Regions from separate parts of the Mus musculus genome. Here regions 1, 3, 4, 5, 6 and 7 are each linked to region 2. A link is a loop called in an ENCODE intact Hi-C map of the cell type or tissue named here. Cell type or tissue: heart. All regions are shown on one strand.

The links. Hi-C counts contacts between places; a loop is a spot of excess contacts. Peaks named below come from ENCODE experiments on the same cell type or tissue, not always from the same donor. Only the 100,000 strongest peaks of a DNase experiment are listed, where the experiment ranks them.
Region 1: it touches region 2 in a loop (5-fold over the local background); 2 of 42 quality-filtered maps call a loop at or near these places.
Region 3: a loop joins it to region 2, with 2.1 times the contacts of the local background. A loop is called at or near these places in 2 of 42 quality-filtered maps.
Region 4: it touches region 2 in a loop (7-fold over the local background); 2 of 42 quality-filtered maps call a loop at or near these places.
Region 5: it touches region 2 in a loop (8-fold over the local background); 27 of 42 quality-filtered maps call a loop at or near these places.
Region 6: a loop joins it to region 2, with 7 times the contacts of the local background. A loop is called at or near these places in 14 of 42 quality-filtered maps.
Region 7: it touches region 2 in a loop (2.1-fold over the local background); 6 of 42 quality-filtered maps call a loop at or near these places.

What each region holds. Positions count from the first base shown.
Region 1 is chr12:112,198,067-112,202,066 of GRCm38, reverse strand. No RefSeq gene overlaps it. Among named protein-coding and RNA genes, the nearest start is that of Gm36894, 19 kb to the left of the region's middle. In heart, a CTCF peak has its summit at 1,787 (motif pointing right); DNase peaks (open chromatin) are centred at 1,844 and 2,488; H3K27me3 peaks cover 923 bases.
Region 2 is chr12:112,142,946-112,146,945 of GRCm38, reverse strand. It overlaps Kif26a (kinesin family member 26A), which reads right to left and starts at 738. Exons shown (of 16, transcript NM_001097621.1): 1 at 540-738; 2 at 1-232. The coding sequence starts at 581. In heart, CTCF peaks have their summits at 431 (motif pointing right), 1,579 (motif pointing left), 3,004 and 3,662 (motif pointing left); DNase peaks (open chromatin) are centred at 615 and 1,475; H3K4me3 peaks cover 3,377 bases; H3K27ac peaks cover 1,601 bases; H3K27me3 peaks cover 2,374 bases.
Region 3 is chr12:112,275,076-112,279,075 of GRCm38, reverse strand. The region is part of intron 2 of Gm36894 (a long non-coding RNA gene); the gene reads right to left. Among named protein-coding and RNA genes, the nearest start is that of Gm36894, 58 kb to the right of the region's middle. In heart, no CTCF peak of the experiment used is centred here; a DNase peak (open chromatin) is centred at 2,265; H3K27ac peaks cover 248 bases; H3K27me3 peaks cover 206 bases.
Region 4 is chr12:112,308,163-112,312,162 of GRCm38, reverse strand. No RefSeq gene overlaps it. Among named protein-coding and RNA genes, the nearest start is that of Gm29890, 30 kb to the left of the region's middle. In heart, CTCF peaks have their summits at 2,214 and 3,956 (motif pointing left); no DNase peak of the experiment used is centred here.
Region 5 is chr12:112,472,390-112,476,389 of GRCm38, reverse strand. No RefSeq gene overlaps it. Among named protein-coding and RNA genes, the nearest start is that of A530016L24Rik, 15 kb to the left of the region's middle. In heart, a CTCF peak has its summit at 2,420 (motif pointing right); a DNase peak (open chromatin) is centred at 2,419; H3K27me3 peaks cover 3,668 bases.
Region 6 is chr12:112,449,583-112,453,582 of GRCm38, reverse strand. No RefSeq gene overlaps it. Among named protein-coding and RNA genes, the nearest start is that of B020018J22Rik, 16 kb to the right of the region's middle. In heart, a CTCF peak has its summit at 2,475 (motif pointing right); a DNase peak (open chromatin) is centred at 3,652.
Region 7 is chr12:112,343,712-112,347,711 of GRCm38, reverse strand. No RefSeq gene overlaps it. Among named protein-coding and RNA genes, the nearest start is that of Gm29890, 5.4 kb to the right of the region's middle. In heart, CTCF peaks have their summits at 1,800 (motif pointing right) and 2,986; DNase peaks (open chromatin) are centred at 1,711 and 3,251; H3K27ac peaks cover 1,433 bases.

The DNA of each region.
Region 1 (4,000 bases), 55 kb before region 2:
ATTCTCCAGGCCACAGACAGCTACTCAGGGACAGAGGGTACAGGTCTGGGTGGCTCCAGTCCTTCTAGACATCAGGAAGCCTCTAGCCCAGATGGCTGCCTTACACCTACAACGCACTATTCCTCTGACTGCCTCTCTCCAGCAAACACCAAGGAGATAGGTGGTACATAGCCAGAGCTCCGCCATTAGGCAAACCGGCCCTGCTACTGGGTAGCCTGAGCCTAGATGTGGGGGTAGGCATGTTGGCTCTCTCAGAGATTCAGTATGGGCCTAGCATGTCCTGCACCTTCACAGCGAGTGGCCATCTGCTAAGTGGTGAAGAAAATGAGACCAAAGGAGCAACGCCTGTAGCACACACTGCCCAGGCTGCCTCTGGTGTCCTCACCTGAGCAGCAATCCACGTGCCAATTTTCCATTTAGGTGCTAGGGTTCAGTGGCAGGGAGATTTGATCATTTGAGATTGGAAATGGGTTTTATAACCACGTTTCACCAGGAGTAAAGTCTTGCATCAACCTGAGGGTTGCTGGGAGTAGGGGGAGAGGCACCCACAGTCTGCCTTCCCTTTGCTAATGAGTTGATATGTTAGCGACTTGGCCCCTCCGGTCACACACTGTTCTCAGTTCCAAAGTCGGGGTTACACAAAGGTGGATGCAGTTGGCTAAGTAGGGGTTTGCTGGCTAAGCAGGGCGTTCGTTTACTCAGCACTAGAAAGCACAAACTTTTGTTTCTAAATCAAGCATTCAGGGCAATCTCTCACCGTTAGTTTTTTTTTACAGCCTTTTGCTTTTGGTTTTTTTCTCCTGTCTCTAAGCTGCTCAACTTATAGTAAGAAATCCAGAGAAAGTCTGCCCCGAGTTCAGTGGGTTGTATTGCTTCACAGCCCAGAATGCCCTGGGTTCACAGGCTGCTGACATCAGCAGATGACCGCTGAAGGTCCTGCATGGAGTGCTTGTCTCCAGCACATCAGGGTGCCACTGTGTATTTCATGGGCCACAGGCAAGAGGCAACAGGCACATGTTACCTCAGCCCGACTCATGAGGTCACAGACACCTCTAAGCCAACAGTGAGGCTTGAAGGATCATAACAGTGGACGCCACATGAACATGTGGTTAAGAGTTCAGTGCCAGACGGTGGTGACGCACACCTTTAATCCCAGCACTTGGGAGGCAGAGGCAGGTGGATTTCTGAGTTCGAGGCTAACCTGGTCTACAGAGTGAGTTCCAGGACAGCCAGGGCTACACAGAGAAACCCTGTCTCAAAAAATGAAAACAAAAAAAAGAGTAAGGACAGTAAGGAGGTCCGTGTACCCCATTGCACCCCCAAAATGGACTCTTTCACATTGCTCCATACACTTAGTGTCCTGGTACCCAGTGGGGAGCAGCCTGCCCCTGGTCTAGCCCCAGGCCTAGTTGGGATAGGGTACAGCTCCCCCCAGGCTGAAACCAGAATTAACAGAGGAGTTCTGGCTCCAGAGAGCATTTCCGAGACAGGGTGCCAGAGCTGCTTAGGGCTGCCTGGTCCACAGGGCTTGAGAGCCGCAGAAACCAGGGTCAGCAGTGGGATAGCAGCTTCCTGCCCAGCACGTGGTCCTTGGTTTGCTCCTCAGTAGCCTCAAGGCAGGACCAGCTCAGTGTGCATATAATTAACATTTCACAACCATCTCAACCTTGGTGCCTTATAGCATGCATTGCTGTACACACATGTGCACACAATGTGCATCCTCCCTGGGACATCCCACCCCTAAGTACCGCAGAGGGCTGAGAAGCCCAGAGTAGAGAGGACTCTCTGCCACCAAGCCTGCAGAGGGCCCCTGACACCAAATCAACACCCTGTCCTATGGGAGGGAGGAAGTGAGCTCAGACTGCTGTCCATATGCTTGTTGGCAGTCTCTGAAAGGCCACGCTTAGAGCCAACAGCCACACCCATGTGGCCTTCCATACTTCCAGACCCTGGATCTGAATTTAAGTTCAGGGTTCCTGGTGTCCATGAATTTCTGAGCAGAATGGAGAGGCTAGAATGGGCCGCACCCTCTGCTTCCCCCGAGACGCAGTTTCCCCAATGTTTCCCTGCACTGTGCATTCAGTCATCTGCTCAGGGCTGCTTCACCCTGCAGTGACAGCCATATGCAGGCACCCCTCCCTGCGGGGTCCTGCCTCAACCTTCCTTCCAGGCCTGCAAGTGTTATCCTCTGCCCTGCCTGCAAGTGTTATCCTCTGCCCTGCCTGCAAGTGTTATCCTCTGCCCTGCCTGCAAGTGTTATCCTCTGCCCTGCACTGCAGAAGACCAAGGGCTGAATCCTAGGCAGAGTCTCAGACCCCAGTGCTACTCTCTCTGAGAACTTAAGCAGGAGGCCAGCAGATGAGCTATGGGTGGGTCCTCAGCACCTCATGCCTCCACTCAGGACTTTTGGCTGTCTCAGAGAGGTCCAGGGAAGGTCCCCAGGAAAGGCCACACAGCCCCACCCCAGCCAGTGCCAGCGGAGCCTTGCCAAGATAGGCTCATTACGGAAGCAATTAGCTCTAACAGCTTTTAGCTGGAGCTTGGTGGCTCCAAGAGAAATTAACCCTAATTACCCACAATCACAGACCCAGCACTGCTTAGCCTGCCCCTGGGTCACCAAAGAGAAGTTTCAGAGTGGCCAGGTATCCTGGGGATTGTCACAAGAGCCTGCGCTTGCCCAGAGGAGAGCACCAGGCTCTCCCTCTCTCATAGTCCTGAGAGTTGGGAGTCTTTCCAAGTGCATGGAATGTTCCTTCAGAATATTTTCTTCAGAGGGGCCAGGAGGATGTGTTCCTCAAGAGCCCAGGCCAGTTGACCCTTACTGCTCTGTGTGCCTCTGTGACCTCTGTCACCTACATACAAATGTTAAAGCCTCTGAGCACGGCATCCCATCTGTCTCGGGGTTAATATTGCTGTGACAAAACACATAACCAAAGCAAGCTGGGGAGGAAAGAGTTTGCGCGGCTTACACTTGCATATCATAGCCCATCGCTAAAGGATGTCAGGACAGGAACTCAGGCAGAGCAAGAACCTGGAGGCAGAGCTGATGCAGGGGCATGGACGGGTGCTGCTTACTGGCTTGCTTCTCGTAGCTTGCTCAGCCTGTATTCTTACAAAACCCAGGGCCACCAGCCCGGGAATGGAACCACCCTGAATGTGCTGGAGTTCCCCAGGGATCACCAATTAAGAAAATATCCTACAGGCTTGCCTACAGTCTGATCTCATGGAGGCGCTTTCCTAGTCAAGGCTCCTTCCTTTCTGATGACTCTATTTTATGTCAAGTTGACATAAACTAACCAGCACACATCCTTCTATCCACCTGCACTTTGCATCCTGGGGCTCATCTCTCTGGCATTGGATATGTATAACTTGAGACATAGAAGCTGGGGTTGTTGGGGCTGGAGAGATGGTTCCACAGTCTGCTCTTCAAGAAGACCTGAGTTCAATTCCCAGCATCCACATGGCAATTCGCAAGTGTCTGTAACTCCAGTTTCAGGGAATCTGAAACCGTCGCATAGACATACATGCAGACAAATATCAATCAATGCACATGAAATTTAGAAGGAAAAAAAACTTAAAAAAAAAAACTGTGGGAAAGTAGCCTTAGACTGGGTTCTAACAACTGGCCTCTTGAGGAAGCCAGATGGTCCAGTGATTCTAATGATATTCTGGGTTCATCACACGCTTCTGCAGAGGCTCTGAGAGAGCAGGATGCACAGGCCGGGTGGTGGTGGGCTGGGAGGTGATTCTCAGAGTCTGTAGAGTAGAGGCCAGCTGGACCACAGCACTAAGTGCCAGCCAGGGGGACAGATGATGATTAAGGGTGTTCTGGTCTAAGGGCAATCCCTCCCAGACTTCCCATGTTGATACCCTGTCCCCAGGACCTCAGCATGGAAGTGTATTAAAAGATGGGTCCATTAAAGAAGTGACTGAGATAGCAAAGACCCTAGGTCAGACATCACCTAGTCTGTATTCTCATGAGAGAAGAAGACAGAGACAC
Region 2 (4,000 bases):
TCCCGGGCCCGCTGACCAACTTCCACGCCTGTCGTTTTAGCTCCACGAGCTTCGTGTGGCAGTGGCGGCACCACCCGCCCCCACCGGCCGAGTGGCTCTGCTCAGCGCTGGCCCCGGCGCCCTCCGGAGCAGGGCGGCTGCTGCATGGGTCTTGATCGAGCCCGGCGGGCAGCCTCTTGCGCGGGGATACCTCAAGTGGCGGGGTCTCTCGAGCCGGGCCGCACTCAGCCACCTGCGGGGGTTGGAGATGGGACAGTAAGCCCAAACCTTCGCGCGGCGCCACTGCGGGACTCCACGCGGCCGACTCCAGACCCAGTCGCTCACGCCCCTAAAGCCACGCTCGCACAAAAGTTAGGGCCCTGGATGCAACGCCAGGAGTCCCTGAAGAAGAAGCCCCAGCCCGACGCTCGGGGCCCCGTCCCGCTCCGCGCCCCACCCCTAGAGGGCGCTGTACACCCCGCTAGCATCATCGTTGTCCTGGGCTCTGAACCCGGTGCCCGTCGAGCCCAGCCGCCCGCTCCTAGCAGGGCCTTGCGTACCGCGGGCTGCACCGCACACAAGGAGGCGCCGCGGCCGACCATGGCACGGTCGCAGGAAGGGATACGTTGGCTCTCGGGGTACAGTGGCTACGTGATCCGGCCCAGGGGCACCCCCATGGCCAGGCCTGCTGCTCTGAAGTTGGCAGAGCAGGCGAGTGGCGGAGAGCACGCTGTGGACGCGACCGGCTTGCTCCGGGACAGGCTGGGCGGGGGCGGGCCAAAGCTTGTAGGGGGAGGGAAGGGGGCGGGACGCCAGAGCGCCGCCCCCATCCTGAGCAGAGCCAAGTGGGCGGGGGTCCCGCTCCTCCTTGCGGCCCCGCCTACTGCTAGGACCCCCAACCTGTTAGTTGAGTGTTGATGCGGGAGGGGCGGTGGGGGCTGCCGAGACACAAGTTACGCGCACGCATGCGCCTCTGTCTCTCCTGAGCGAGGATGGAGTGCGCCTCCTGGGAGGCACCCAACACTCTCATCACTTTGCGAGCGGGAAAACTGAAGCTTTTGCCCAAGATCGCACAGCACGAAAGCGGGTGGGGGTGGGGGGATGGGGGGTAATGAAAGGGGCTGGACCCGGGCCAACGGCTTCCCCAGAACACCCAGAGCACTTGAGTGTGTCTGGCCATGCTTTGGCGCCAACTGTCTCTCATGGATGAGGGTCGTGTTTCAAGAAGTGCAGTGAGGGGCTACGAACTGTCTCGAAGTGTCCTTGCAGCCGCGCCTGTGCCTTAAAATGGATTGCACACTGAGCCGCCTGCGAAGTGGGAGGAAGCGCTGCGGCTTGGCCCTGGGGGTGTGCCGGACCTGTTGTCTGCCGGCCTGGCAGATGGGGAGTTAGCTCCGGAATTAATTGCCTGTTTGTCTCCGACCCGGAGGTCTCCCTCCTTCCCCAGCGACCAGTTGTTGCTCTCGCCCAAGTCAGACCCCAAATGTCACCACCTTCTGAGGTCGCGGGGGACTCCGGCCCAAGCTCTGGATCAACCCGAAACCCCAGATAGGAGCCAGGCGGGATCTGCGGCGTGGCTCCCCGTGACACAAGCGCCACCTGCCGGCCGTAGTGAGCACAGGTTTCGAGGGCGCAGAGACAGGACACCACGCGTTCTGAGCGCAGAGCTTTCCGCTTGAGGCTGAGACTTAGGACAGCTGAGCCAGGGTGATTCAAGGAAAGACCCTGGTCGGACATCCCCAGAGCAGTCAGACCTTCGCACGGTATAAGGTCTGTCAAACGACCTCTCCTTTCCCCACCTGGACCCTGCTTACTTAGCCCTCCACTCCTACGCACTATTGGCCAAGAGTGGGATGAAGATCCGGTTTTCCAGGTCATCTACGACTTAAAAGAGTCTGTAAACACGACAGGAAGTCATGAATAAACTGGGAACGGGCTCCCCACTTTCTGCAACCCCCAAGCCTCCAGGCCCTTCTCAGCCTTGCGAAGGGAAGACAGGCAGGCGACGGCCCACCATGGGATCCGGGTAGCCTCAGGCACCACCCTCCTCAGTCCACCCCTGCAAGCACTACAAACAGCGTCACCCCGCCCGCCCCTCTACCGCACTGAAACAAACACCCGGGGCCCAGGAGGCTCATACATTGTTATCGACTTACACACACGCACACATACTCCTCACACGCACACCGAGAAGCATCACCCGGAACCCAGGGCCTGCGCTCATGATGGGCCACACCCGCAACTTCACTTCCCCGCACCAGCGCGGTTCTTCGGGAAGCATACTCTACGTTCGAGTTCCCAGAGGACACAAAAACACAGCTCCACAAGACCCCGGGATGCACCAAGCAACCAGAATGATCTCAGAACTCAGATCACCTCCCCCTAGGCTTTTTCCTCGCCCATCCCTGCAAGGTGAGATAACCGCGATCTCTGCGCTACGCTCTCCTCCGTGGAAGATCGCTGCTCAAGGCTCGGGTTCCAGCGTAGCCTCGACTAGAGAGGGAGAATCAAGCGGCATCAGCTCGGGAAAGTGCAGATACAGGTCTCCGCCCGGGACCTGCCGCGTTTTCGCGGTGCTGCGCAGCAAAGTCGCGGGACGGCGTCACCACTGCCAGCCCGGCCCCGCGAGCTCTCACCTTGCCTCGCCGCCGCAGGAGGTGACTGGTGAAACCCAGGATGATGTCTGAGTCCAGGCAGAGCGACCCCATCTCTAGCAGGCTTGGAACCTTTCGGGGCGCGCCGCGGGGCGGCTCGGGGGACCCCGGCAGCGCCATGGAGGAGTGGACCGTGGGCAGCGTCCTCGAGCGTCTCCCGCCGCCGCCGTAACCACCCCTCCCGCGCGCACCCTGGCCGCGCGCCCGCCGTCGCCGAGCCCCGCACGGCGCCCGCCGCCCACCAGGCCCCCAGTACTCGGCGGCCGGCGCCCCCCCAGCCCTGCGCTTGCTCCGCGCCGAGCGCCCGCGCTGACAGCCCCGCCCGCCCGCGCCGACAGCGCCCCCTCAGCCCGGGCGGCGAGCCGGACACGCGGACCCGAGTTGGGGAGAGGTGTGTAGAAGAGAATGGGGGACCAGGATCCCGCTAGGTCTGCACCTATCCGCCTTCCGCGTCCCAAGACACCAGGACTTTTTGCAGTGGGCACTGCCACCAGGAAGGGACACCGCAACCAAGTTGGGCTCCTGGAAACCTCTGCAGATAAGGGGCATCTTTCCAGCTTCACCCTATGCTGTCCTAGGCATCTTAGGGTCCGGTCTGAAGAAAAGAAAAAGACAGACAGACAGACAGACTTGGGGAGGCAGATAACCCGGTGCTCCCAACACTGCACGTGCTCCAAAGCACTTACCCCTGGGGCAGTGTTTAGGAACCCTCTCTCCCCAGGTTTGCAGCGAGGCTTTGCTTGGACACAAACTGGCACTCTAAAGCCTTGGGCATGGGGGGTAGCACGGGGTGAGATCACAAGGTCTGGGCGGAGGATCAGTCCGGGAGAGAAGGGGTTGCCTAAATAACCTAACCCCGCCCCCCAAGTCTTTAGAGGTAGAGGGTATCGGAGAAGGAGACATCTTTAGAGGCCAGGCTGGGCTGCTGAGACTCCCGATCCCCTCCACACTCCACTCTGGAGAACCTTGGAATCTCTTCATCTCTGCTCCTTCAGCGCTGGAGTCCCTTGCTTGACGCCCCCCTGTGGCAACTAGAGATCAGTGTCTCAGCCTGACAGGCCAGGGACCCTGTGGTTCTGCTTCCAACTCTAGTCTGCCGGGCTTCTAAACTGGAAAGGAACAAGAGGGGCCATGGACCCTTCTACTGCAGTGGCCATTCACAGTCTGGGACAGAGACCAAGACAAGCCATTAAAGGGAACGGAGCCCCTCCTCTCAGCTCCAGATCCGGAGCCTAGGCTCCAATAGGACATCAAGCTTCCTCTCAGAAAAACCACTCCTGTCTTCACCCGCCCCCCCATTCAGTCCCCTCCAAGCCCCTGAATCTCGGGAGGAGGCCATCCACCACCTCTGTGGATTGATTAAAGTC
Region 3 (4,000 bases), 130 kb before region 2:
TCTCTTGAAGTTAGCTATACCCCTGGAGCTCCTGGAAGACCCTGATGTAGCATCTCTCTGCCGCCTCACCCTCCCGAGTCCCTTGGCACATCTGTTTCAGGTTTCTGTCTCGGGAACTCAGTTTGTCTTGACTTAGACTCCACACTGTTCTAAGCACCCCCTTCAGAGGCTGTAAATCACATCAGAAGCAATCCTGCCCTTTACAGGAACCCAGATGTTGTCCCTCAAGATATAAACTCTGCCCATGGGCCAGTTGTGGGAACCTAAGACCTCCATGCTGATATAGAAACCTTCAGTGACTGAAGTAGCCGGTTTCAGTCTACAAATCAAGCCGTGCACCTGCCTTTGACAAGAGGTTTGGGGGACAGTGTTATCCCTAAAGATGATAAGATGCAATAAACCCTTTTCTTCTTCTAAGGCTGCTTTGGTCATGGTGTTTATCATGGTACCAGAAAGTAAAGCGGGTCCCTCTGGGGAGGAGGCATTTCTACCCGGATCCTTGATGCCAGGGGCTGGGGAGCTACTGCTACTCAACAGTGGGGGAATCATCCAGTGAGTGGCTTAGCCGGGAGGACACAGCTACCCGATTAGGTGCCCACAAACCGGCAGCCGCACTGTACATGGCCAGGCCCTGAGCAGATCTGTCCTGCATGTGTGTGAGGAATGCACGGGGTTGCCTGGGAGCCAGACTCAGCTAGGGGATGCTGATGCCTCCAGGTTCATCCCGCCCTGTACCACAAGTGAGCACTCACCCAGTCTCACAGTCTAAGAGCCACCTCTACTGGGCTAGCACTGGCTCTAGGCCAGAGCTGTCTTAGCTGTCTTGGCCTCCAACTGAACAACCCAAATGGTCCCCCAGCTCAGAGCAGACACAGTGGCAGCCCCCAGGGAGTGCCCGGTGCTCCATACCCAGGATGACTCCCCTCCCCTCCCTCCGTGCTGGTCAGCCTGTAGGTTTGTGCTCTCTAGGACTTAGGGGCTAAGTTACTTTGTTGCCCCAATTCACATGTGAAAGACTTAGCCTGCAGAGGGTTAAGGACTGTAGGTAGACAGAGGCCTCCAGGGTTAGGAAAGACAAGAAGAAGGCAGTGCGGGAATACACGATGCTTCTGGAGACCCAACATCAGCATCTTCCTCCACGCTGTTTTCTGCCGGACAGAGCATCTGGAGTCCGGGAGCTCTGAACCGACTGTGCATTAGATGTCAGAATTATTGAAACTGCCCATTCGTCTGCAATAACGCAATAATGGGAGCCCCTGCTGTGTGCGCGCCAGACACCGGTCCGGACTCTTCAGTTCCTGTGACCTGCTCACTGACCTGGGGAAGGGGTGTGTTGCCATCGCTGACACTCAGAGAAGTGAGGGGATGCGCCTGAGGTCACAGGGCTACCGGAACTAGAGCTTGGGTCACGTGGGTTTAGAGTTTACTTTCCTCCAGTTGGGGCTTGGGGGAGGGGCAGCAGGTCAGGTCGGTTTCAGGAGGCACCGTTGGGTTCACACTGGCTGTATCCATCAGTTCAGCACTCCACAGAGGTCTGGGGTTCAATCTTTCCAGTGAGACAGACTTCCTGGGGTCCTCCCCACACGAGCTTACACATGGCCTGTACCTGTGATGCAATCAAGGACATCAGCTGCTGGACCGTGGCCTCCCCAGAGCAGATGCCCACACTCACAGTAGCCCTCAACAAGCAGCCCATAGGTCTGGGCTCAAGGATCCAGCCGATCCCAGGGGCTCTGGGCTCCAACAATGAGTCTTTGGTTGTGTGGCAGCTTGCTCTGACCACCATCCCCGGAGCAAGCACTGCCCTGTGTCCTGGGCAGCTTTTCAACTCATTCCACCTCCTGGCCTCGCCTTGGGTGCCACCTCCGGCCTGGAGCCAGTAGCATGGGGTGGGGTGGAGGATGACCCTGTCTGCATCTCTCTTGATCTCTGTGTTTCTTTGTAGTACCAAAGGGCCATTCATTAAGGGGAGATGGTAAATATTCGCAATTTAAATGCAGTCCTTGTCAAAACCAGAGCTGTTGGTCCCAGCTGTCCCACCCGCTTTTGGGTGCTGGGTCAGCCACTCAAAGCAAAGGTCAGCACTGCCTCTTGGTTGCTTTTTAATAGGATTCAGTAGCTAGTGGCTTCCGCCAGCGCCCTGGCCAGGGCCTGGGCTTCTCATTAATGCGAATGAAGGAGGAAGATGACATCATTTACATTTAATCGTCTTGTTTATCTGCCTGGCACTGCGGTTGTTTTAACAAAGGGCAGAGGCAGACAAAAGCTACATTTGCGTCCTGGAAGGGGAGCCTGACAGGAGCTCTGCTTGTAGACATTTATTGTTTGCAAATGAGATAATCTAGTAAAGCCTGTAGGAGGCTGCCCTGCCCTCCTCCCTTGAGTCCAGGCCTAACTGGAGCTGTGCAGACCACTATAGCTAGGCAATGCCAATGTCCTCCATGAAATCCTCAGGCCTTCTTCTGGACACCTGCCCAAGGAGGGCCACAGCAGAGTGCAAGCCAGGTGCCTTCTAGCACCCATGACTTCTGAGGTCCCACTGCTAGTGAGCCCCACATCCCTGTGCGGTGGGGAGGAGCGAGACGCCTACCCACCTCACCCAGTGCCAGGGGCACATGGAACTGTGATCCTCTGCCTTCATATTTGGTCTAATGGACCTCCCTGAGGAGTGCACCTATGGGTGTCTGTGACATCCCAGGAGACACTCTGGAACTGTCTGAAAAATGCCAAAAGTCGAACAGGATTGTTTCCAGACCCAGATATGTGTCCAGCACAAAGGATATGCTGAGTCTAGATTTGCCAGCCCAAAAGGTCTCTTCAGAGACTTCCTTCTCAAGGTGGTGTGTGGGGTCGGGGCATAGAGGCTGCTCATTAGAACCTGTGTGTGCCAACAGCTACAGGCTCAGGTCACCCATGCACATCCAGGCATTAAAGGATGAAGAACATGGGGCTTAGACTCCTGCATGGCCTCACACGCCTGCCAGGCAGCCTAGGAGTCCATGCCCTGGCTGTCTACACTCTGACCCTCCACAGTCTATATTCAAAGATCTGCATACCTCACATAGATTCAGACCCTCCCCAAAGCCCTGGAAATTCAGCTTGGCTCAGCCTGGAGTATTAAAGCAGCCATCAGAAGTTTCTTGAAAACTTGGATATCCCAGAGGGAGGTGAACAGGGAGGAGACAAGAGGCCACAGCTCTAGCCATGGTGCCCCTCAGAGCCCCAGTTTCAAGGCTTAAACACAACCTGCTCTCACCCCAGGCCTCTGGGCCCCTAAAGTTTTAGATCTGAAGGAAAGACTTATCTCATTAAGTGTCAAGGCCGAGAGCAGGACAGAGACATAGAGGACACCTCGCCTAGCCCTACAGGGTAGCAGAGGAGGATGCAGTCAGACCCAGCTCTGGTCTCCATAGACCCTCTCATCTGACCTGACCAAGAGCCACACTGAGCCTGGAAACAAGCTCGAGAGCAGGGCAGGGCACCATTTATATCTTCCAGTACCCAGGGACCTCCTTACTCCCCTGGGGTTCCCAAAGCCCGGAATCCCATGGGGACAGGATTCTGAGATTCTGCAAGGTACAGCTACAGCCCCAGGGTTAGTTCTCAGAAACAGCTTAGCTCCCTGTCCAACCCAGCTCACCCACCTAGCAGGTAGGTTCTCTGTCCAGTGGTCACTAAAAGGACAGAGTGTGGCAGGGGTCCTCAGAGTCTAGGAGCTGAGGAAGGAGTACAGAGAAAGCCCTAAGCTAGAGCAGTACCCCTACCCATGTGACTGCCTCCAGCTTCTCTTTGGCCCTCTCCAGCTGGCCACTATGTCCTGCTGAGGCCCCTGCTGGGTAGACCAGATGAACAGTCTGGCCAGCCCCAAAGACACCTGCTCTACCGGTGACCTGCTCCTGCCTTGAAGCACCCTGTGACAGAGCCTTTGTCTCCAGATCCTAGGCTGTGAAGGAAAAAGACAACCTGCACTTTTGGAGAGTGCTAAAGGCAGAAGACATTC
Region 4 (4,000 bases), 170 kb before region 2:
AGTGTGGCTCTCTGTGCCTTAGGTCCCTGCCACCACCAGAAATGGAGGGCAGAAGGCAAGTGGGTACAGTCGCCGCCGGCGTGGCTGTGGAGATCTCTTTTCTGTGGATAAGCATGTCAGAACACGGTTTCCTCAGTTTTGCTAGCTGTGATGTGTGCTTTTGGTGATATTAAGGAAATTGTTTCCCTGCTTGGTCTTTGGAATTCACTAGTTTAAGATCAAGCAGCACTTGTTCAGACTAGGTGACAGTCTGCTGACAAAGGCAGCTGAAGGCTTGGAGGCAGAAAGGTAGGAGAGAGTGAAGGAGGTGGCTCTGGGCCATGGAATCCAGGCAGACTCCAAGGGCCAGAGACAGGTACATTCTGGGATTTTCACCCTAAAATCAAGGTCTTCCCAGCTGATGCCTTCTCTGAGGTATGCCTAGCTCATAAACCCAGAGGGATGTTTCTGTCCCGGTGTGGCTCAGGCCACGTTGTGAGTCCCAGGTAGAACCTAGGCTCTCTGCATGGGGTGTCTGTAACCTTGGGTTAGAACCTGAGTGGGATAGGACAGGAGGGGTCAGAGAGTTCTGCAGAAATTGGGATGGAAGCTGGGGGCATGCAGATCGGTGGGCAGGGGCAGGAAGGTGCCAGGGTACAGACGCTGCTACCTCAGACTCACGGAGGATGTATCTGAGGGAGAGCTAAGGTGTGGCATCTTAGCTGGCCAAAGTCAGCTGGAGGGACCCCAGGAAAAAGGAGCGTGGGCAGAGCCTCATGTAGGGAGTCAGTAATGAGGCTTTTGATGGGCTCTTTCCCACCCCCCGCCCCACCCCACCCCCGCCCTCATCCCCAAAGTAAGCAGCCATCTAGTATACCACACTTCAAAGGAACAGGAATTCTGAGCCAGAGATCCAGGTCCAGGGCATTCCAGAGAGGCCAGGACCAGCAAGCCACACAGGAGCCCTCAGGCACAAGGCCTTGCATCTCCCTCTCTCCTTCCTGCTTCCTGAGGGCATGCAGCATCTCCTGACCGAGCAGAGGATCCTGGTTTGTGATCTGTCTGGTGTAGGAATGAGACTTGGAAAAGCAATGACCACATGGCTCCCTGAGACCTTCTGTTATTCCCCCCAGGCACAGTGTAGAGTGCGCATGATCCTGGACTCATTGACAAAGCACCCCACTGCAGCAGTGAGGGCCTGGAATAGGAGTTCCTTGACACCTGGCAGTTGCCTAGCAACTGCGATGAGTCCCAGTGATGGAGCACCTCCAGGTGGAAGAGTAGTCTGGGGTCTAGTGAGGGCCACGTGCCCTCCTGTGCCCCTGCTCTGCTTGCCTCCGCTGGGCCCCACAGATAGGAGCATAGGGGCTCCACGGCCCATTGGCGAGTCAATGGGCCTCGCTCGCCCAGCTCTGTCCGATGCCAGGCAGCTGCTGAAGAGTCAGCCTGTTGCCCCAGCATGTTGACACAACACAGCCTTATTACCTGGCTAATTAGAGCCCAGAGGATCGCCCAGCCCCCACTTTCACCCTCATCCCTGCAAGCAGGTGCTTAGGCTGCTGAGAAGGCCCGGTGTGTGGAGTCTAGCAGTCCTACAACCAGAGTGCACCCCAAACTACCACGTTTCCTCATTTCCTGAGGTCTCATGGCTGCTTCTTTACACTGGACCAACCCACCGGGGTGGGTTTCTTCACACCTACTCCGCACCTCCAGGGTGAACAGCACAAGATCTCCTCAGTGGAGTTCTGTAAGTCACAGCATGCCACATGTCCCCCAAACTCCCCAGAGCCTGCCTGGGCTTTCTCATCAGGGAAGCAAGCGCAGTAATTGTCTCCGTCCCGGTTCATCAATGAAAAACAGGAATGTCATCCCTAGCCATCTAGCCTCTGGGGACACAGACAAGCCTTTGTAAAACTTGACTTTCCCTGACCTGAATTCCGGATCTCTTCAGCTCTGACAGTGTCCAATAAATAACTCCATGTTTCGTGAGTGATGGCAAACCCCAGAACAGCTTTAATTTTGCAGAGCGATAAATTAACTGCAATGTTGGCCTCGTGTGCGCGATTAAACTCTTTTTATAGCATTTCGTTGCTTTACGACTGGGCGGCCTGCACCTCTCAGAATTCTTGGCAGAGTCCTCTGTAGTCAGGCGGACCTGAACCCCAGGTGGCAAGGCTGGTGTCAGGTGCCCTTGGGAATCCCAGACCTGAGCAGCTGGGTCTAGGGCCCAGAGCTAGGCTGCCATACACTCCTCCAGCCCAGAGGTGGCGCTGCAGGCAACTTCGCAGAAGTGGCTCTGTGTGTGTGTGTGTGTGTGTGTGTGTGTGTGTGTGTGTGTGTGTGTGTGTGTGTGTGTGTGTGTGTGTGTGTGTGTGTGTGTGTGTGTGTGTGTGTGTGACTAGTGCTGGAATTTGCATCTTTTCATGTTCCTTTTGTTTTCTCTTCTTCCTGGTCTTTCTATGTGTTCATCTTGTCTATCCTGTGTATTTCCGTCTCCACTTGTCTGGATGATACAAGAGTATTTATATTCTTTTCATGGTTGCTTTGATCTGAACGTTTGCGCTGACAAAGCTCACTGGTTATGAAAGACCCCCGCGGGGAGTCCCTCCTCGGGGAGGCGCACACCCAGTAGGACACTTAGACCATACTCGCTGTAACAACACGAGGTTTTTAATGGCACACAAACACACAAACAACAAAGGAACGCTCAAGCCAGCATGCTGGGGTCGAAACTCACGCACCACGCAGGGGGCAGGGGAGTTCGACCCCGGCCCAAACTTCTTACAGGCTTATAAAGGCAAAAACCACAAACCAAAAAGGGAGGGAGCTGAAGGAATTTGCGTGGTTACACATGATTGGCTTATTTAAATGTCGGCGAGGTGATTACAAATTAACAGGGCAGTACATGCCAGTTAAGGTGTAGGTAGGCACAAGGACTTGGACTTCTCGAGGTCAGCAGGACACCTGGTCAATGTATGATTTATGGTGGGCTATAGGGAGGCGCCACCCGGGAGGCACCATCCTGCCAGATGGCCATTTGGTCCGTCCTGATAGCCCTGGCTAGTTCCTGCACTCTCTTTTTTATCTTTTATGGCTGGACATTCTTAGCTACAGGGTGGATCTGGCTGTGCCTGGATCTGCCTGGGTCTATTCTTCAGCCCTGAATTTCTTGAACTTAGATACCACAATGCTATAAGACCCAAAATTATAAGTTTTTTTTCTCTTCAGTTACAATCCCATGCCCAGTTCAATGGTCTCAAGGGGTAGGGTTGTAGGGGGTGATTAGCGCCATTTTAAAAGGTCAGAGGGACTCCTTCCTTCCTCTAGGTGAGGACACATAACACCTATGAAGAACTGGCCTTGCCAGACTCAGAATCTTCTAGCACCTACCAACCTCTAGAACAGTAAACAATGTGTTTATGCCATCTATGAAGGTCCTGGTCCGTAGCAGCCCCAATATCCAGGCAGCATCTGTTAATGCATTTTGATGTGTTTATTTTCAAAGTCAAAAACTAACTACCAAAGTGCCCAACTGGTTCAGTAAAGCAAGCAAAGAAATAATTGTATGGGTGGAGGGCGTGGGGTGTGGGGTGGGGACACACTGTCAGTGTCCTCTCCTGATAGGTTCATTTAAGTAGAAGGAAAGGACACATTGTTCAAATCAAAGCACGAGTTTACTCAGTCCGAAACACACAGTTGGTATCTGCAGTCCAATTGCACGTCTTCACAGCAACCATAGTTGGAAATTATCTTTTAAGATGCTAATAGAACTAAGCAACAATAAATGTGAACTTATTTTGTGGGAAAGTTATTTTTTTTAAAGCCTTTACTGAAAAACATTAAATAAAACCCAAAGAAAAGAAAAGACAGGCCATATGCTTCCTAAAGAACATATACTGTGCTGGGCTGGAGAGAGGCTTCAGCCCCATATAAGTCCAGCTCCAGGAGATCTGACTCCCTCTTGTGGCCTCCACAGGCATCTACACATCCATTCACATACCCACAGACACCAACACATAAT
Region 5 (4,000 bases), 330 kb before region 2:
TTCCTTTTGGGACATCTTTTCCTGTAACCTTCCTCATCTGTACCCCAGCCCCAGCTCGGAAGAGTAGGCTGTGGAGTTTGGGGAATGCTGCGTGCTCAAGTGCCTTCGTTGTAGGAGCCCATCTGTGCTCAACTGGGGTGGAAGAAAGGAACTAGCAGGGGAGGCCAGCCAGGCACCTTAACACATGGCTGCTGGTCCACAGCTGGCTCTGTGTGACCCAGATCCCCATCACAGACCTTCTTAAACACGTTCCCCACCCCTACCTCAGGAAAGGCCATGCTCCACTCAGACTGCCCTCTTCCCATTCTGACATCAAAGCTTCCTGCATTTGCAGAGTACAGTAGTCCCTCTCTGAAGACTGCCCCCAGCTTGCCCCTTATAAGGGTATGCTGGCCCGTGAGCCCTGGGTCCGACAGGTAGGCATGCCTGGAAGATTTCTCTCTGTTTGGGGCTCCAGTTTGTGTGCACTCAGAATGGGTGTATGGGACAACTGGTCCCCTCTCAACAGTCACACAGAATGTCTGAGGGCCTTGTTTGTAAGATTGTGAGACCCAAAGAACACCTGCTAGTTTACATCCCACAGGGCCCTAAACACCAGCACGTTCACACCTTGTATTTCTGCAGTGGTAGTGGCAAATGAATGCAGATTGTGGTGGCCCTTCAGGGTCTGGGTGGAGGAGGAGGGTCCACACGTGCCCTGAGCATGCTGTTGGTTCTCTAGAGACACAGGTTTCATGGGCCCTAGGGGCCCATATACAGCAGTCAGAGGCTTTCCTTTCAAATAGCCACTGGCTGAACTACTGACTGATGCTAAGACTCTGGGTGGCTCAGCAGTCACTCTGAGACATCCTTCTCTTCCCAGTTATCTCAGATTTGCCTCTGCTTGAGGTGAGGAACAGCGTCTAGTCCCCAGTGGCTCTCTGGGTTGGACTTCCTGTCATCTGTGGTCTCCCTATCCACCTGCTCAGATCTGCTGCCCTGCAGTTGAGGTGCTCCAAGGCGGCGAAGATATGCTTGGCGGCCAGCAGTCTGTAGGGGGTGTCCTTAGCATCTGGGACAGAGCCAGGTTGTCTGTGGTGATATTGCTGCCCAGGGTGCCCACAGCTCTACCTGTGGCTGCTTCAAGGCATGTACAATTCTACCTGCTTTTCATACAGTTCCCTCCAGCAGCTGGGCTCTGTGGTGTGGGATCAAGGCTCATAGATGCCAAAAGACAGGTCAGGCAACGCTCAGGGCAGGACTACTGCCAGGAACTGACCTGAAACCCATTATTACCATCATGCTTCCTGTGAGGCCCTGAAGGAGAGGGCCTGCGCCAGCCAGCTTGGGTTTTGCTTTGGGCTGTGGTACTTGCTCAGGGACCCCATCAGCCGGTTTTCCCATGATCCTCTCAGCATTAGGTTTCTGCTCCTCACTGCAGGAAGCTAGACTCTCTGGAGGTTCCCTAAAGAGCTGCAGTGGGTGCTGGGTGTACCGTCACCTGAATGTCAGCCCCAGCCTGTGGCTGCCACCTGCCCACACCTGCATTCTCCTCTGTGAGCAGGTGGAACCCAGGTGAGAGCCTGACACAACGTTGACCTGGGACATAATGATTTGCCTTCAGGTAGTGTGGGTTCCTGAGATGGGCCAGGATGGACACCGGCCATGGGCTCTATGGTTTTCATGTCCTGAGCACAGCCTGCAGGCTGACTTGAGACCTCACTGCTGGGCCCTTAGCTGCTTGTTCAGTCATGTGTCCGCTGGCCTCCCAGCTGTGTTCCTGTCCTTCCAGGTGAAACAGGAAGCCTGGGTGAGCTAGGACAACAGCAAGTGCTGACATCAGGACACCCAACTTTTCAAGGGCCCCTGGTCCTGGCTGCCACAGTAGAAGAGTGTCTATCAATAACTACAGCCGCAGGCCTCATTTTTAGCACATCAATAGACAGCAAAAGCAATGAGGTTGAAAGGAGGCGGGCAGGGCCTCATAAAGGCCCCTCACTTCCCCTGGACCGCACAGGAGGAGGCAGGCAGCATGCGCGACATTGCTGTTTAAGACCAGTGTTGATTAGAATTTTTATAAGTTTTTTTTATAAGAGTAATAACAGCTCTTTGGAGACAATAACGTGGCTCAGGCAGGGTTTTAAAGAGCTTCAGGAATGAGGATGTGATTAGCAATCAGGGGCAGCTCTGCCTGGGCTGCTGATGTCTTGCATTTGTGTTTATTGTCATTTGCCCTCTGGGGACGGAGCTCCGGTGACAATCAGGACTCCTCAAGAATGAAGGTGATGCTTCAGAAACCAGCTCAGTGCCCGGGGTCCCTCGGTTTCCTCAAACGCTGGCCTCTGCCCATGTCTGCAAGGCCAGTGAGAAGGGTAGCCCAGCCTCGCAGGGGATGGACCTGCATCCCTTGGTGCTGCCTTTCTCATGTATGGAGTTCACCACCAGGTGGCGATGGAGGACTGGCCAGAGAAGGTCAGGCTGCATCCTTAGCTGGGCTGGCTGGAGGCAGCTGTCCCACAGCTGGTGGGGCTATTCTAGGCCATCCTATGGTCCAGGAACCCTTATATCAACAAGGAGAACCCTGTGGGGACAATACGTTACTCAGCGTCTGGGCCCCCAAGGGTGTCTTTCAGGGCTGAGGGGAGCCACACAGTTGCCTGGATCAGAGCAGTCTTTGCATTGGGAGAAACTACAAACTCCCAGGTACTATACTCTGGGGGCTTACAGCCTCTGGGTACAAGAGTGGCTTGGTGCCATGTGCTTTCTCAAAGGCTTAGGTCCTGCTCTGGAGTACCAGTATTCCTCCTACCTCATCTGAATGGCCTTACCTGGTTGGGATAAAAGGAATGAATAGTATAAAGCCAGGGGTCTCCCTAGCAGGGGGCTGCAGACACTTCTGGGAGCCCTGTGGGCACCTAGTCTGCAGGGTTCTGGTTGTTGTCCTGTGGAATCCAGTGTCAGAGAAAGCTGGGTTACACCCAAGCCCATGTTTGTTGGCCTGGGTCCTCCCTCTCATCACTAGCCAGGTATCAGGCAGAAGCAACAGAGCCCACACTTCCATATCTAGGCATCTGGGCTGGATCCCCTCCTGTCAGCTGACGAAGGCCACTGGGGTTTGGAGAACGCAGCAGCAGCCTTTCCACTGCCTGCATGACTGTAATAGTCACAGCACACCCTTCTGAGTCAAGGACTTTTGGCTCAGTTTGAGAATAGCCCTATATCCCAGCCCATGTGGATGCTTGATCTCAACTCAAAGCATTTGGATCTCAGCCTTATATTTGAATCCTCATTTTTTTTGTAAACTTGAGCCCTGATCCCACCACTAACTGAGCCCTGATCCCACCACTAACAGCCCTGATCCCACTATTAACTGAGCCCTGATCCCAGCCCTCCTGGAGCTCCACACTTAGCCCACAGAACCTGGCTCTAGGCAGAGATCTGAGGATCTGAGCGGAGAGACGGACATTGTGAGGTAACACATCTTTCTGCTGAAGGTGGTGGTGACCTTAAATGTGTCTGGAGGGGACATTTAGCTTCTTTCCTTGCTTTGCTCCTCGTGGATATGGGGCCGATGGCCTGTGACTCTCGGGGACAGAACACAGCTTGAGCTCTGGGCTCTTGTCTGGGTATTTGAATCCACCATTAGTATGTCCTCCCCATGCCAAGTGTTGCTTGCCCACAAGGACATCTGGGAAGGTGGGAGCTAGCCCCAGAGGTTGTGCTGGGGTTGTGTCTTGGCCTGTTACAGTATGAGGCTGGGTATTTGCATAATCTGCCATGTGGAGCCCCAGGAAGACCCCTGCAGGGACTCTCTGCACCCTAACATGGCCAGGCTGATCACCCACCACCAGCAGCCTCATTTCCAACTCCACAACTGTCCCCAAGATGACAGCACTGTTACACACTCACCCCATCTCAATTCACTCACTCTCCACCCCGTCCACGGTCCTGCATAACCACGCTGCTGACTGCGTGTGAGTGTGGGGGAGTTCTGAAAAATTACCTGCCACCAGCGCTTGTT
Region 6 (4,000 bases), 310 kb before region 2:
AGCCATTCTAGCGAACGCTTGGGGAGGGGGTGGTATCTACTGTAGCGGTACTCATTTGCATGTTTGTAATAGTAAAACAAAGTAGAAAATATTTTCATGTGTTTATCTGCAACCTGAGTATCGTCTTGAACGGAGTGGTTATCCACCCCCTGTCCCATCTCTTTCAGTTGGATTTGGATGAATAGAAGCAAATATGCAGGCCCTTCCAGCATTCAAAGTACATAAAAATGGCTCACACATCCACATTAGGATGGCTATTATCCACATTAGGAGACAACATTCTCAGATTGGATAAAGAAGCAAGTGCAAGGATTGTTACAAGACACAACCTGTAGTTTAAAGACAGAAGGAAGCAGGCTGGGTATAGTGGCTTACATCTTCAGTTCTAGCATTTGGGAGGTAGAAGCAAGCCGATTTCTGAGTTCAAGGCCAACCTGGTCTACAGTATGACTCTGTCCCAAGGGCATACGCGGGGCCGGTGAAGACATAAGTTTAATGCGAATGTTAAAAGCAAAACTGGTTTCATTGTGAAGGTAGGTTCTCAGCAGCGAATGTTGAGACGCAGGTCATTCCAAGACAGAGTATCACTTCTGAAGACATCAAAATGGTGCATGCTTAGGAACCCAGTAGCCGAGATCTGAAATGCACAAAACAAAACCATGGGGGAAATAACACCACAGCTGAAATCATCTCTCATCAGCTGACAGGACCAATAGGAGACAGAAGTCCTGTGACACTATGTCACCATTTCCAGGACACAGTGCACAGAGCAAAGCGCATGCTCTTCTCAAGCAAACGAGGACATTTGTCAGGACATACTGTGTCATGACTGGCAGGTCAAATCCCCATTCATTGAAAAAAATATTCAAATTATACAGTTTTCTCTGACACCATAGGTTTAAGCAGGAACCTAACAATAAAAGGAAATCTATAGAGTGCAGAACCACTTAAGTGGATAGCATACTTACACTAACCAAGGGTCTGTTTTATTAAGTATTTTAAAACCTAGCAGGTCAGACTGCAACTTGGTGCTCAAGTTGCCCGTGAGAGAAACTGGGATCTCACGACTCTGTAAAAAGAAAGAATGTGTGAACCCAAGCGCCCCAGCCTGCCTTCCAAAACCAAACCGAACCAGACAAACAAGAGCCCGAACTCAGGGCTAGCAGCAGACAGAGACAGCAAAGGTCAGAGACCCACAGAGTAGAAAGCAACGGAGAAAACAGGAAGGCAGGCAGGACCCCTGATATGGCTGCATAACCCCATGGTGGGGAGCATAGCGGCACTTAGGTCACATCCGTCAGCAAGGAGCGAGAGGGAGAATTGTTCAGCTTAGGAATAAGGAAGGTGAGCTCACTGCAGGGTTTTTACAAATATTAAAAGGATAATGAAGACTGTTGAGAATTTTATGCCATTGTGTTTGGTAACTTTTATGAAATGAGCATATTCCTTGAAGGTACAGACTGCCAGAACGGAGTCAGCAACAGCAGGGGGCAGGGGAGATGTGTCCTAACAGAGTTCTATTGCCTGAAGACACACCATGACCACGGCAACGCTTATGAAGGAGCGAGCGCATGTAACTGGGCCCTGCTTGCGCTTTCAGAGGCTTTGTCCATTATCCTCATGGTAAGGAGCATAGCAGCGCCCAGACAGACGTGGAGCTGTATAAAATGAATTATTTGTAATATAGTGTGAGTAATGAATTAACCTGGCGACTGGGTTTCTTACCCCAATAACCACACAGAGAAATCAAGATTTGTTTCAATCTACACCTCAATACTGGGCAGATAAAAGATTTATAATAACCCTTAAGCTAATCTGGCTCCCTCCCAGCCCCATCCCAGGATACTTGCATATTATTATTGATCTGGATCTTTGGGCTTCAGATGTTTTTTCTCATGGTGTCTTTTCAGACCCTCTCCTCCTCAGGGCTGATCTGAATCTCCCTCCCCTTCCTCACTCTCTCTCCCTCCTCCCCCTGGCTGGCAGATAGCTACCCTTTTCTGTCTTCTGCCCAGCCATTGGGTCATCAACAGTTATTGACAGGTCAGAGAGCAAATGGTAAGAATTGTTTCACAAAGTGGAGACAGGGGATTCTTGGTATAAGCATTACAAGGCTGTGTTCAGCAAGAGACAATATATGGGGACAGAGAAATCGTCATTTGAGAAACTCAAGGACAACCTTGATACACTGTACCAAGCAGTGTGCTCACAGAGCTGGAGACGTAGCTGAGAGTTTTACATCTGGATCCTCAGGTAGCAGGCAGGGGGAGAGAGCCACTGGGCCTGGCTTGGGCTTCTGAAACCCTCAGCCCATCCTCAGGGACACTCTTCCTCCCACAAGGTCACACCTGCCCCAATAAGGCCACACCTTCTAATCCCTTCAAATAGTGCCATTCCCTAGTGACCAAGCATTTGAATCGATGAGCCTACGAGGGGCATTCATATTCAAACCACCACAAGGTGGCGCAGCGTTCAGAACACTGGCTGCTCTTGCTGAGGACCCTGTTCAGTTCCAAGAGCCCACGTGGCAGCCCACCACGTGTAACTTCAGTCCCAGGGATCCAGCACCACCTTCTGGCCCCTTCTGGCACTCAACACACAAGCAGTGTGCTTGCACACACATACAGTGGACACATACATGCAAGCAAGACATCCATACACATAAAATAAGCTTTAAAAAATTGGGGTGAACTATGAAGTTTCTCTTGCGCATGCGCGCATGCGTGTTTATTTTCTGTGCGGCTCCACGCAGCACTCCTTCCGTGTGACAACTAAGAGTGTCTGCAGGCACTACTGCCTGTCCTCAGAGCAGTCACTCTCAGATGAGAACAGTCTTGAAGATGCCAGGACAAGCTGGTGTTCAGTGACCCATGAGTGTGCTGTCCGTAGTCCCTGGCTCTGTCTGATTTGGGGACAGGAGAATGGTTTTGATGCTCCTGTCCACCGTGGTACCCCGACTCTGGCTGTTCTGTGTGCAGTGAGCTCAAGGAAGGACAGCTGCCCTGCCCCAAATCCGTGGCTTTCAGGAAAGCTCCTTGCTTCTGCGCAAGGATCCCCAGGTCTCTATGTTCCTGGGGATGGCTCCATTCTGTGTAAATGGAACTGCTGTGACCCTAACCCCAACAGAGCAACCTGATCCAGATTTGACCAAAAGGGAAACATCTCAGCCCAAACTCAGCCCATACGCTAATGCAAGATGCAGGACAGGGAGGCCACTGAGCCAGCAACAAGGTGGATACAGAATACTATGCAGTTACCATCCCGACACTTCCCCCAAAGCTTGACCCTCGAAGGAAAATGGGCTTTGAATAATGTAAATGTGCTCTTGGAAAACGAGAAGAGGGCATGGAAGGGTGTCCTGCTTGGGCTGCCCGCTCTGTGGGCAGGTCACCTCTGGAAGGCACTGTTGAAAAGTGAGGGCAGGTAATAACATGACTGGAGATGTCCCGTGGGGGCTGCCGGCCTGGGATGCATGCAGCCAGCCTCTGGGATGGGCCCTCTGTGGGAAGGCTGGTCCTGGGTTCTGGGCGGAAAGTGGGGAACAAGATCATGGAAGCTTCCATGTAATCGAGTCCGGCTGTCTGTACCGATAGTTACAGAGTCTATTGTGTGGCTTCCTGTTGCTGCTGACCTAATTTTCTGAAAGCCCAGCATACAGCAGGAGGCTTCCTGGCTGGTTGGAGTGGAAAGAGATCTGTTTTCCAGGCTGCTGGCCTCGGGCTGTGGGTTAAAGTGTTTATATACACGTCCTGTCCATTTTGTATATTCAACCTCTCATGTTGCACTTAGAAATTCTACAAAGAAACCTCGGCACGAAGCAATCAGAAAACAAACAGCCTGATTAACAATGGGGAGAGATCTGGAGAGACAGCTCACCACAGAGGACAGACAGATGGCGAGTGAGCACGTGAGAAGGCGTTCACAGCCGTTTGTTACGATGGAATTGCAAATTCAAACACAGAGATGCCACCACACACAGATTAAAAGGGAAAAAAAAAAC
Region 7 (4,000 bases), 200 kb before region 2:
TGTGCACCACCACCACCTGGCAGAATAAAATATCTTAATTGCAATAAAAACCAATTTGAAAACAGGCAATAGTACCAAATGGGTGACCAACAGGTACCTGAAAAAAAAAAGTTCAATATTAGGGAAACAAACCAAAACTAAAATGAGCTAGCCTCATGTACTGGCTGTAAGGCATTTTCTTAATTAGTGATCAAGGTGGGAGGGCCCATTGTGAGTGGTGCTATCCCTGGGCTGGTAGTTGTGGGATTTATAAGAAAGTAAGCTGAACAAACCAGGGGAAGCAAGCCAGTAAGCAGCATTCCTCCATGGCCTCTGCATCAGTTCCTGCCTCCAAGATCCTGCCCTGTGTGAGTTCCTGTCCTGACCTCCTTTGGTGATGAACAGCAATGTGGAAGTGTAAGCTGAATAAACCCTTTCCTCCCCAACTTGCTTCTCGGTCATAATGTTTTGTACAGGGATAGAAACCCTGACTAAGACACCTCACCCACGGGTTAGGATGACTGTCATCTGTAAGACAAAAGTCGAGAAGTGACCTCAAAGGTGTGGGGAAGGGGAGTGTCGGCACACTCTGGGTGGGCATGTGAGTTAGCACAGCCACTATGACAGAAGGCAAGGAGGTTACTTGAAAAATTAGCATCCGAACAGCACATGATCCATCAACCTGCAGTGGGTAACATCCACAGGAGAGCTGCGCACGCCTGCGCCACGGGCTTTATTGCTGCACGCTCACACCAGCCTAGCAAGGGAAAGAGCCCAAGCATCCGTCAACTCCTAGTCACATAAAGAAAGTGTAGTACATAGCCTGGGAAGCGACTCGGCGCGGAGAAGGAGCGATCCTGTCACTTGTACAATGCGGATGGAATTACAGGTCATTAAGTCAAATGAAGGTGTCGAGAGACAAGCCCTACATGATCTCACCCAAACAGAACGCTGAAAAGCTCATCTGGTGATGTCATAGAAATTGAGAGAAGCAGTTCCCGGAGGCTGGAGAGTGGAGAGAGGCGCACGTGGCAGGGGGAGGGGGAGGGGGGAGGGGGGTGGGAGGGGGGCAGGGTTGTGTTGGGGGGGGGGGAGAAGTTGACCAGTGGATGCGAAGTCACAATTAAGCCAAAAAAAATGGGTTTGCACAGCACAGACAGACATAGCAGCAATGTCCTGCACGTGTCCCAAAACCTAGAGTGAAGGGTTGTGAATGTTTCTGCCACAGAAGCAATGAACTTTGGAGGAGGTAAACATGTTTATGCAGATTTGAACCTCACACAATGTGCACATATGTCAGAACACCACAGGATGCACTGGAGATATGTATAGCTTCTGTGTGTCAAAACTTAAACTCTTAAACAATGCCCTTAAATCTATTTACTGCTTTTCTCTCCCCTCCCTCTCCCCTCCCTCCCTCCCTCTTTCATTCCTTTCCTCCCTATGTAGCTCAGGCTGGCTTTGAACTCCAGCCTCCCTCATACTGAGATTGCAGATGTGTGTGCTACCATGCCCACACCATTGGGTCTCTTATTTTATATTTTCCACTTAGGATTTTTTTTTTTATAGATTCAGATTCTTTGGTAAATGCTTTTCCCTCTGCATTTCCTCACCTTTGCCTCTCTTCCCTTGCTGGCTATTTTAGGACCCTTGTGGAAGAGTTCCAAACGCAAGTCACTGCTGACCCTGTTCCCTGTGTTTCCCTTCTGGCTCGGCTGTGTGTCTCTTGGCTTTCTGGAGTGGTTGTTATTGGCAGCTGGAGTTGATATATAACCAAACACTGCAGAAGTTATCCGTTTTGTCTCTGCCAGGAGATGTCACCCCACCTCTGATAGTACAAGAATGGGGTGACCACCGGGCCCAAGAAGGGCTGTGCAGACTGGCTCCATAGACGTTCAGATGTGAGCCAGGGGCAGGGAAGCAGGTCTTTCAGGGCCTATAAAAATATGATTTCGGGGGTGGTGGTGGGGTTCCCACTCTGCTCTTCAGAGGTCTAGGGCTTTGAGTATCTTCTACACTGTGCAATTTCAATGCCTGAGGAACAGCAGGGAGTAACCTGTTGCCAGCTTATGTGACTCGGGCTAATCCTGTCTGCAGTCTGGACCATGGTGACAGCTCTTTCATCCTGTGTGTTCTGGTTCTTAGATAGGAGCCTGAGCCTAGAGCTCTAGGCAGGCCATGAAGAGATGCCTACAGAGAACACTCATACCTCTCAGATTTCCTCTGGTTGGCATTGGGAGCCCCTGGCCCTTGACCTTCCTGGTTTCCTCTTTTGCTCTCATTCCCTTTGACTCAAAGGGAGCCAGAGGCAGAGAGGGTGTTTGCAGCCTCAGACATTCGCCACTCAAAGTTGTTTCGGGACTACTAACATCCTCTGTACAGGTCACAGGGAGCTGGGTGTGCCTCGGTCTCCTGAGCTCCAAGTCATGGCAGCAGGACACCCATTAGCTCACTTCGTGTCACCATGGCGGGCTGCATGTCCATGGAATGTCCCTCTAGTACCCCAAAGGTCCAGCCCTTGTTCTGGGCCACTGCTGGTCACAGGAACAGAGAGAGGGAAAGGAAAGCCTGGTGGGTAGTACAGGGTCATCCCAAGAGGATGACACAGTCACAGCTGCTCAGTGGTCACTGTTCAGAGCACGATCAGAGCAGGTCAGGAGGTATGGAGGGCCAGGGTCTGGAATCCACACCCTCCACTCTGTCACTGTGTGCTAGTTAGAACACTCTTCTTGTTGCTAGTCTTGGAGTGGGGCAAGAGCTCATTTCTTAAAAAATTGTAATTCCCTGATGAGTGAGATTGACTTTTGATTTGTTCCTTGGATTTACTGGGAAGCAGGAAGCATTCCAAGGTCAGAGATAAATGTGGCCTGTAAAGCACCTATAGCTCTGCATTCTATAGGGCCTGCACTCCGACACCCTTCCTAATTTGACGCACTTCCTCCCTCACCGAGTACTAACAATGCTTTGATGAATTTCTATTACAGCTGTGTCCGGTAGGTTTCCGTATGTGTCTAACAGTTTTTCTGTGCGCATTTGTGCCAGAGGCTGTGCACATACAGGTTTAAGCTTGTCACAGCTGTGCTAGGCCTGATACCTCTATTAACATACATGATTTGTGCCGTGAGTGGTTTTGACTGAGATTAGCTTTCGTCCGTCCTCTGGTCATTTCCTCTGCGTCTGTATCCATCTTTGTTCCTTAGCCACGCATCAGGATTTATGAAAGTGTCTCTTTCAGACAGCACATGATCCGGACTCTGGTTCCAAATGTGACCTCATTCTGCCCTCCCAGTGCGTCTGAGCAGAGCGAGGCTCCGCTCAGCACGTTGTGGCTGCTGCATCTCTCATCCCCACCCCTTTCTCTCTGCCTTTAACCTCAAGTCTATCAGAAATGCACTCAAGTCTTTGGTACCTATAGATGAGCAAAAACCAAGTCCCTTCCTGACAACACTCATGTCCCTGGTGTATGACCAGGCTGTGTTTGGATCCTGCCTCTCTCTCTCTGTGTTGTCAGGAACCCAGAACTACTTTGCCCGCTCCCAAACCCAGCCATCCACTCATCCATTAACTCATTGCTGCTGGCCATTGCTCTGATGTCCCCACCTGCCTGTCCTGCCTGGGATGATTGCCTGACCTGCTGCCATGCTGGGTCACTACCTTCCCCCAGCCCACTTGCTAACCCCGGCTCTATACCTCTAGGCTCCATTTAAACTCCAGGTTCCCAGTGTAGGCCTCTGGCCTTAGCCGTCTATGGAATGAGCACTGGGGTACTGCAGCCGACTGACTGGGGCTCACATCTGTCTAGACCACAAACAGATGACTCAGGTCCCCATTTGCTCTCTTTCCTCCGAAAAATGGTTCCAACTTGCTTCCTCTGCATGGAGCCCCTGTGAGTACCAGGACAGAGCCCCCAAGGGGCGCCCTGTGTGTACCTGGGATGTCGGGAAGGAACGCACTGATGGGTTGTAAGGTGTCAGGCACTCACTAACTGGCTGAGTGGGCTATTTTTAGCCTCCCACTCTCA